Linked DNA regions of Homo sapiens: region 2 is linked to region 1. The links are chromatin contacts, found by Hi-C or POLR2A ChIA-PET in ENCODE. All regions are on one chromosome and are shown on one strand. The core of a region is the stretch at or near the end of the contact, and the rest is flanking DNA. Distances in the headings are between cores, read along the strand shown.

Region 1 (4,690 bases), core at 631-3,130:
CCTACTGCTGCCCAGTCACAATTACTCATCTCTCAGAAACACCTAGAAATAAACTGATCCTCTTCCTGGTGGACAGAACATGTTCTATTCCCCGTTCATTCAATTCCCAAGGGAAGTGAATGCTCAATTTCTCTGCTGTTTTATCCTGCAGTCATCCAGCTTCTAAGAGTGATTCTGGAGTCGTCTTGCTGGTTATCTCCATCGGATTTCTTCAGTACAACACTAGCCCCCTCCCACCCTTCATTAACATAGATTGGCATCCTTTATAAGACAAGCAGCCCAGGCAGCTGGGTGATCATTTGAGTGACAAGAGAAGTGGATTCTAGTCTAGCTTAGTCACAAACTCGCTATAGGCTCAGAGACAAGTTACAACCTCTCTGGGCTTCAGTAGCTACACCTTTTAAGGTACACGATGTTCTCTGGGGGAGGGATAGCATTAGGAGAAATACCTAATGTAAATGATGAGTTGATGGGTGCAGCAAACCAACACGGCACATGTATACCTATGTATCAAACCTGCACGTTGTACACATGTACCCTAGAACTTAAAGTATAATAATAATAAAAAGAACAGGTAAAAAAATAATAAAAAAAAGATACACGAATCTAGATCTTCTGATTTGGTAATAATCGAAGGGGGGTGGTGGGTAACAGATTCAGGGAAAAAGAGAAACGGGAAAACTATGCTTCGTCAACAAGGCAATAATGGTGAACCAATGTGTGTTTAGAGGCCCTATATGCTTGTGTTCAGAGTATTCCATTGTGTCTTTGCTATCCGAAGCTGCTCAGGGACATAGTCATGAATCAAGACTTCCAGTAAATGCCTCTGGAACGTGGAGGAATGAGAACCTGGCAGGAAGACAGTGCAGGGCATTGTCTGGAGCTCGTTCCTCTTGGTTGCGTGACTGCCCATTATGACTGTCTGATGATGGCAATGTGATCATTTGTCTAGCAATTACAAAGCATCTTCATTTTACTGCCTCTTTTAATGTTCCCAATAACCCTGTGAAGTAAATATTATTCTCCCTACTTTAGAGATGAAAACCCTGAGGTTTAGAAAGGTTAATGACTTGTTATATGATGCTCAGGTACTAAAGAGTAGAGTTGAGATACAAAGCTAAGACTTCTGATTTCACATATAATACAATTTCCATATTTTCAACAGTTGTCAGACTGTGCCCTCAAAGGTGTGGGTTTGGAGGATGTGTCTGGGGTGGTGGCGGGGGTGGGAGAGAAAAGCTAAACCAGTGGCGCTCAGACTCCCTGCTTCAATCAAAGCACCTTTATTGTTCTATTCTATATTTATATAATGCCACCCTAAATTTGGCTTTAAACAAAATGTTTCTAGTGCTAAAAAGTCAAGTTTATGAGACGCAAAATATACCATTGTGGTGTTGAAGATGAAACCTTTTTTCAGTCTCTTTACTCGGAGGATTCTGCGTTCTTTGTTCCAACAATCCCAGCTCGAAATCCTCTCTCTCTCTCTCTCTCAGAGGAGCTGACCACAGATGCTCTTACTTCTCTCAGTCCAGTGAGCCATATTCTGTTTTTTGTGGGCCTTTCACAGGAAAAGTGTTCTGTGGCCAAGGTAGTTGATAACAAGCCAGATGTTCAGCCCAGATAGAGACCCCATTCCTTTCCTTAGAAGAATTGACCCACATGTTCCAACTTGCCTCATAAATATAAAAAGAAAAGCCTAGCTTCCATTTTAATTAGATGAAATAATTACATGTCACACATCTCTTAAGCAGTTTTATACTCGCTCTGACTGTGATGCAGGGATTAGCATTCAAAGACGCTGCTTGCCCTGTGTACAGATGTTGGGTTTATAGACTGTCATGCTCCTTGTGGCCACAAGATGTCAGGCAAATATGGTCATGGGATATAGGTGCAGGAAGGTGCCTTGGCTCCTGAAAATACCATTGACGAGTTCATTAGCTGATTAAAATCCTTCCAATAAGCTTGTTGGAAGAACCTAGGGAAAGTCTATGAAATGTGTCATATTGTTATCCTGTTGATGGAGACGCTGAACACGACTAGGAGGTAATCAGATTAAGATCAACAAATATTGATTGTACATGCTTGCACGATTAAATCCTGAATAATTAAAGGCCACTGAGTTTCCTAGCTCTCATCTTAGTGTGTGTTTCCATAAGCAACATGTGCTGTGTTTCCAAAGTACCATGAATAGACATGGCTATAGGAAAGAAATGGGATCAGTCAGAGAATCAATCACTTTTAAAAGTTTCAGTTTGAAAATCTGATGAAATAAAGAAGTGGGTTTTAAGTTAACAGCTATTCTATAATCATGAGACATTTTATAAACCAAAATATATAAAATAAAGCCATACACTGAAACTTGTGCATACTTCTAATGTAGATTTGTTTACTCCATGATTTGAATGATTTGTTAATTAACAGCTGATCTGACACACCACCCCTCACTATTCTTTTAGTCTCTGGACCGACTTTCTATAGAAGCTTCCTTGGGGTCTGGCAGAAGGAAGCAGTAATGACAAGCAAAGGTTGAGCTCAATCGATCTGTGGTTATTGAGTTCCTACAGAGAGCTGGGTGCTGCTGAGGCTGCAGCAGACCTAGAGGGCATGGCTTATGCCTCACTGTTTCTTCCCTTTCATTTATCTCTTTCTTCTAATTTTCTGTGTTCTACTTCTTAACTCTTCAGATGCTTCTTACTGCTAAGCTAGGTGAGGGGATAAGCTTTTATTTATTTACCTTTGAAAACATGCTGATCTCCTACTATGTGCTAGACTTTGGCCTGGAGATTCAGAGACAAATTTTAAAATGGTGCTTACCTTGCTCATGGATCCGGCAAGCCAAAAATCGTATTACAGCAGTATGGCACTGGCAATGCAATCAAGTAAATGTCCTATGGAGCGCACAGGCAAAGGGGGATTCATTCCGCTTGGTCCTGAGGGCATTGTGGTACTTCACAACAATGTAAATTGGAACTCATCAAGTGAACAGGGATGGGGCAGCCTGAAGAATTAGAATATGTGAAGGCAAGTCTGTTCCAGTAAAAGCTAAGCTGCTGTGAGAAAGAGATCTGCAGTACAGTAACTTGAAAAGATAGATGTCCATTTTCCTCTCATATAATAGTCTAAAGGTAGGCAGTCTGGTGGGGCTGCCCTACTCCATGAGGTCATTCAGGGACCATGGTCCTTCCAACTTGTTGCTCCACCATCCTCTAGGCATTTTTCACACTGCTGGAGCATCAGCTGGCTTGCCATTTCCAGCCGTGTGAAGAATAGGGAGAAGTGGTCCAGGGTAAGTTACTTTATTATAGTAAGGAAGGCAGAAATTGCACACTTCTTTATATTTCATTGACTTTGACATGACCACATCTAGCCTCAAGGGGGGCAGGGAAATATGCTTGTAATAAGGTGGTTCTGTACCCATGAAAAAAACAGGAAAAACAAGTTACGGGGGCAACTAGCATCTCGCCACAGCAGAGGCACGTGGAAGGGAATAGTCTGTTGTGGAACTTGCACGCAGTGGAGTGTAGCTGGATCATGGCTCATGTGACTGGTAAGGTGGGGCCAGGATGTGGAGGAGTTTGAATGCTACATTGCTAAAAAAAATTTTAATGAAGCCAGCATGCTGAGCTTTGTGTTTGAGGGTAAGTCACTCTAGCACCTGAGGGTTGAGGAAGCGTTTGGAATGATTAGACTGAAGGCTGTTGTCGTTTTAGGTCCAGGTGAAAGAAGGTGAAGGCTTCTCTCAGGAAAGGAGAGCCAAGGGTAATGGGGAAAGTAGATTTAAGAGACATTTAAGCCAGAACTAGAACTTAAACTGGCTGGTAAGTTTCTACAGGTCACCTCAATTAAAAACTGTTAATGAACCACACTGACAGTATTTTTATTATTAGCAAAGTCTCTTCAACAGAGAACAGGCTAAATGTTTCTTTGACCCCTGCCCTCAGCTTTTGTCAAATGTGCACATTCTAGAAATTAAGGGAGCACAGTGGGGTCTTTATGGTTTAACAAGTTGGGTCCATGTTCACTTCTCATATATTCTCAAGACAATCTTGTGGGTTCGGAACACAGAATAATATGTCAGTACATTAAGAGTGTCTCTGTCATTTGCCCCTCAGGGATTGGGACACAAACCAAGTTCACAGAGACTGATATATATTAGCTAGATCACCAATTTAGTCATCTGTAATTAGAAAAGCTACTGGCAGACAGACATATGTCAACTTGGCCTGCTCTCTGGGGGGCACTCTACATGGGAAGTCAAATTATCAGAAGATTGCTTGAGGGGTGTGGAACTGAACAAGGGGAATTATACATTTGAATATTAAATGGTGTTAAGCTTCGATAGCTTCATGCATTCATCTCCAAGGTGGGAACGTGGCTGTCAGGAACACTAACTTCTTTGTTTGGACTTACCAGGCATCTTGTCCTAGACAAATCTAAGAAGAAATTTCCAAACTTGGAAACTTCGGCATTTCCATCAGTATAACCACATACTAGGGGGTATTTATAATTAAGCACCACACATGGAGACTCTGATAAGCACCAAGACCCCCCTGCCCCAATGTGAAAACTGTTGGGAGTATGGTTTATTCTGGAGAGGAGCCAGAGGAGATCAAACACTGAGAGATCAAAGACTGACTGGGGCTAGCAAACGTTTTCTCCAAAGGGCTAGAGAGTAAATACTTAGGAAATG
Region 2 (4,714 bases), core at 900-3,399, 43 kb before region 1:
ACAGGATATTTAATACCCTGACATCTTATTTTTGATTAGATACATCAGTAAAGTTTTTCTGTAAGGCAGTATTTGTTTCAAAGAAAGAAAATATAGATGGTATTTGTGTGTTCCTTCTCTGAGACCTGATTCACACCTCTTCACTTAGGTGAATTATATAGAAAACAATAACTAAATTTATCCCCAAATAGTTTTAACATAGAAAGCCTTGTTAGGGAAGAAAGTGCCACTTAACCAGAAGTGATAACATAGATTTGACAAGAGACTGACATCAGAGCAAAATATTTCGTTGTTTTGAGTGTTAGTTAAAGCAGTTACTGGATAAAAACATAAAGCTTTACCTTGGAGGTGCTGGTTAGATTACTGGGCCATCAATAGGAAGTGTATGATGAAATTATTTTAGAATCTATCTCCTTAGATACTTAGATATTAACGAGTTTTTTTAATTTGTTTTTTTGTTTTGTTTTGTTTCATTTTTATAAAAACTAGTCCTTACTTTGATTGAGGTTCTTATGAAGAATGGAAAAACAGGACAATGGTTCTTTAAACTTATGAAGCGAATTTGCTTGCACCTGATTGAATTGAAACAGCAATTCTGCTGCTTTCAAGCTCCTCTGCCATTATCGCTGGTCTGTAATGAAATCACGACTGTGCATTTGATAGCATCAATAACATTCATCTGATTAGGTTGTTATGGTTGTTAACGAACTGCAAACCTACTGTCATTGCTTGTCATTTCTTGACAGTGTTAAGTCCAAAAGTGCTGGGCATTGCCATCGCTCGGTATGACTTCTGTGCAAGAGATATGAGAGAGTTGTCCTTGTTGAAAGGAGATGTGGTGAAGATTTACACAAAGATGAGTGCAAATGGCTGGTGGAGAGGAGAAGTAAATGGCAGGGTAAGTTGGCCCTCTCGATGTGCTGGTGCATGTGAAAGAAGGGGACTGAGCAGTTGTTTGCACCCATTGTGGCACCAGGGAGAAGCCTCTATACTGTATTACAGCTTTCAGCCCACAGGCCTCTGCCCTCTGGAAACTGGTGCTGTGTTTTGCTGATACCAGGGACTCGCTGAAAATATTTGAAATGAATATGATAGTGACATAAATAAAATTCACCTGGGCAAGTGGGACAGCTTGCTGCTTGGAAAAGAGTCGAGGAGCATTTCAGTTCTTTTTAGACCCTGAGCCATAGAGCTAAACTTTATGTGTATTGCAAAATATCTATAAGAACTGCTGATGTAAATTGGAAAGAATGGGACATAGTACCTCTGTCTTTTCATCCTGTTCTACAGCAGAAATAGGAATCATTATGCAGCAGAGCCCCCCTGTATTATACTTAATTTACATATTTATTTGTGTGCTAGTGGATTAGAACACTGTTTATTTTATTCCTCCATTTCGATCATTTACTCTATTAGGCTTCTAAGAGCAGTTAAACCAATCTTCTCACCTACAATGGACATAAAACCCCAGTTTAATTGGGGTGTTATGAAAACAAAATACTCTGTTTGTAGAATCCTTTGAAGTGTCAGATACAAAGTCATGTTGCTGTGTTGGTTGCTTTTCTTTTTTAGGTGGGCTGGTTTCCATCCACATATGTGGAAGAGGATGAATAAATTCAAATCCCGTGTTGCACCCTGCACCAAAAATTTCAGAGAAGGGATAAATAGAAGCCTGCACAGCATCGTGAATTAACTGAAGTGTTTAAAAAGCTGCATTTCTGGCTGTTCAACATCCTCCCTCCTTAGCCCCTCCTAAGTCTTAATGCTGAGATTTCTAAAGATGCTGGTACTGACAGATTAATGGCTTGCCTAGAGCTGTGCAAGAAACAGCCTGCCAGTCTGTCATTGTCAGGGACCAGGGCAAAACCAAGAGCTGTTCTTCCCAGAAGAGCCCTGCAAACACATTGGTTCGTGCTTCCCTTTACTTCTTCTGGTCAGATACCATGAATGCCAGTCATCAGTAAATCTTAATACACTTTTGCTTTATTCTCACATGCCATTCACCAGATTATTTGATGGTACAAAGAAGCAGAAGTGTAATTTTCCTTTTCCCAGCATGACGAAAAATTGGAGTTCTGCCATTTGAGCAGCTTACTGGAAAGATCCAGCCTTACTTGTCTTAAATTGTCCAACAAGGTGACTCATTGCCCGGCAAACACTTTTACCCTCAGATGTTACTCATGATATTATAAAATATGAGGCCAGTGCTCAGGTTTGCATCATAAGTGAGCTATCCCTGAAGGGTTTTAATTACTTATTTGGTGTCCTGATTATATTTGCAAACTTCTTTATAAAAGGTGAAAAAAGCACACAAAAGAGAGGGTGTCTTCATATTAAACCTTCACAACCTTCATGATTTCATAGGATTATTTTGGAAATATAGCACTTGACTTTATGAAAGGATCTGGGCTAGGTATATTAAGGGTAGTTGCCAATAACCTGAAGAAGCTGGCATTGTTTACAGAAACAGATCAAGGGCTATAATTTATGTCATTTTATAGCAGCAGTATCTATTAATACATGCCTTTTCCTCCCATCCACCTCCCCCGCACACACACAAAGATGACCTGGGACATGATTTTTTTATTCCCACATTTTCTTGGAGCACAAACAACTTTGTTGAGGATTTTGGAAGGAAAGCACAACTGGGTCCTTTATTCATTTCTGGGACAGAAAGAGGGTCAGTGGACTTTTGTGGGCCTCCAGCTTCTCTCAGAGTCTCCCCCTCTGCAGCCCATCCTGGGAGTGTATTAACTGGAGGGAAGATGGGTCTTGCAGTACATTTGTTTTGCCCAGCCATCACTCTTTTTTGTGAGGAGCCTAAATACATTCTTCCTGGGGTCCAGAGTCCCCATTCAAGGCAGTCAAGTTAAGACACTAACTTGGCCCTTTCCTGATGGAAATATTTCCTCCATAGCAGAAGTTGTGTTCTGACAAGACTGAGAGAGTTACATGTTGGGAAAAAAAAGAAGCATTAACTTAGTAGAACTGAACCAGGAGCATTAAGTTCTGAAATTTTGAATCATCTCTGAAATGAAGCAGGTGTAGCCTGCCCTCTCATCAATCCGTCTGGGTGCCAGAACTCAAGGTTCAGTGGACACATCCCCCTGTTAGAGACCCTCATGGGCTAGGACTTTTCATCTAGGATAGATTCAAGACCTTTACCTCAGAATTATGTAAACTGTGATTGTGTTTTAGAAAAATTATTATTTGCTAAAACCATTTAAGTCTTTGTATATGTGTAAATGATCACAAAAATGTATTTTATAAAATGTTCTGTACAATAAAGTTACACCTCAAAGTGTACTCTTGGAATGGATTCTTTCCTGTAAAGTCTTATCTGCGACTCTGTCTCGGGAATGTTTTGTCTGTTGCCGTCAGCCGAACTTTGTTATGGAGGGAGCAGCCTCACACAAGCAGAAACACTCCTGTGGATGGTATTGTAGCATGTATTGTTTATTTTAGTCAATAGACCCTCTCCTTATAAATGGTGTTTAGTCTTCCTGTTGCATTTCATGGGCCTGGGGGTTTCCTAGCAGAGGATATTGGAGCCCCTTTTTGTGACATTACCAATTACATCTTTGTCCACGTTTAATACTTTGTTTTGGAAAATTTAAATGCTGCAGATTTGTGTAGAGTTCTAATACCAAAGACAGAAGTAAATGTTTTCCATATACTTTGTCTTGCCTGTATGCAGCCCTCGTGTAATACGGTGAATTAGAGTGGTATTTCACTTTGTATTATTTTGTAAATATGTCAATATAATAAATAGTGACTAAATTGATTTCTAAGAGTTGGAGTCTTTTTATTGAATGATCCCTGTATTAGTCAGGGTTCCCCTGAAAATGGATGGCACTGGATTGTTGGGCCTGTACCAGGCCATCGCCAGCAGTCCAGAGTGAACAGAAGCAGTGTATGTGTGGAGGTCACCACCCCCCCGCCCGCCAGCCCCGTGGACGCTATGCGTCTAGTAGGAGGGCCGCTGCGGTGAGTCTTGAAGCCCAGGGCTGGGCCCGGGCAGAGCCGCCGCAGGTGCAGATGTTGGTGGTAGTAGCACATATTCTAAAGAGAACTTCAAAGGCCGAAGTGGAGAAGGGTTCCATGTGAACAGCAGTTGGACATGGGTCATTCGGTCCTGAGAAATAGGTGAGCGCCATTCTGAATGGACAGGCGATGGCCTCTGTTGCCCTCAGCCAATCGAAAGGGAGTCCGGTTCAGATCCCGAATCCGGAGTGGCGGAGATGGACACTGCCAAGCGTCCAGCACAGTAATGCGAAGGATCCCAGAGAAGCCAATGGAAGCCCCGGGGAGAGTTCTTTTCTCCTTGTGAAGGGCAGGGCGCCCTGGAATTGGGTTCGCCTGGAGAGAGGGGTCCGCGCCTTGGAAAGCGTCGCGCTTCCAGCGGCATCTGGTGAGCTCTGGAGGGCCCTTGAAAGTGCGGGGGAGAGGGTGTAAATCTCGCGCCCGGCTGTACCCATATCCACAGCATTCCTCCCTCTGGAACTAAGACCTCTAGGCCAGCACAACAGAATGTCGCGGGAACAGGAAGCAAAAATTTTGCTAGTGGATCACTTAGGGTGATGGTGAGTGGTGCCACTTCCACTTCCACCCCCTGATTCCTGGACCCTTGAATCCTGGCCATGGGAGAAACAGTACCATACATTGGACACTGATTCAGAGCATACACGGCCTTCTAAAGAATTTTGTCCCATCC

Evidence for each region. A loop is a pair of places that touch in the nucleus more often than their neighbours do. ChIA-PET counts read pairs that join two places held with the same protein, here RNA polymerase II (POLR2A).
Region 2: a map of mammary epithelial cell shows a loop between it and region 1 (4-fold over the local background). The contact joins two enhancer-like sites. A Hi-C loop is called at or near these places in 2 of 168 maps with a recorded cell type or tissue (PC-3 and mammary epithelial cell). POLR2A ChIA-PET finds 5 or more read pairs at or near these places in 2 of 52 experiments (MCF 10A and PC-3).

Annotation. Positions count from the first base shown.
Region 1 is chr1:107,526,906-107,531,595 of GRCh38, reverse strand. No RefSeq gene overlaps it. Among named protein-coding and RNA genes, the nearest start is that of MIR7852, 370 kb to the left of the region's middle. Within about 2 kb of position 1,880, at least 2 of the 41 ENCODE cell types and tissues checked have a DNase peak (open chromatin) inside an H3K27ac peak, as active enhancers do.
Region 2 is chr1:107,570,231-107,574,944 of GRCh38, reverse strand. It overlaps VAV3 (vav guanine nucleotide exchange factor 3), which reads left to right. Exons shown (of 27, transcript NM_006113.5): 26 at 747-898; 27 at 1,573-3,784. The coding sequence ends at 1,614. Among named protein-coding and RNA genes, the nearest start is that of MIR7852, 320 kb to the left of the region's middle. Within about 2 kb of position 2,149, at least 4 of the 41 ENCODE cell types and tissues checked have a DNase peak (open chromatin) inside an H3K27ac peak, as active enhancers do.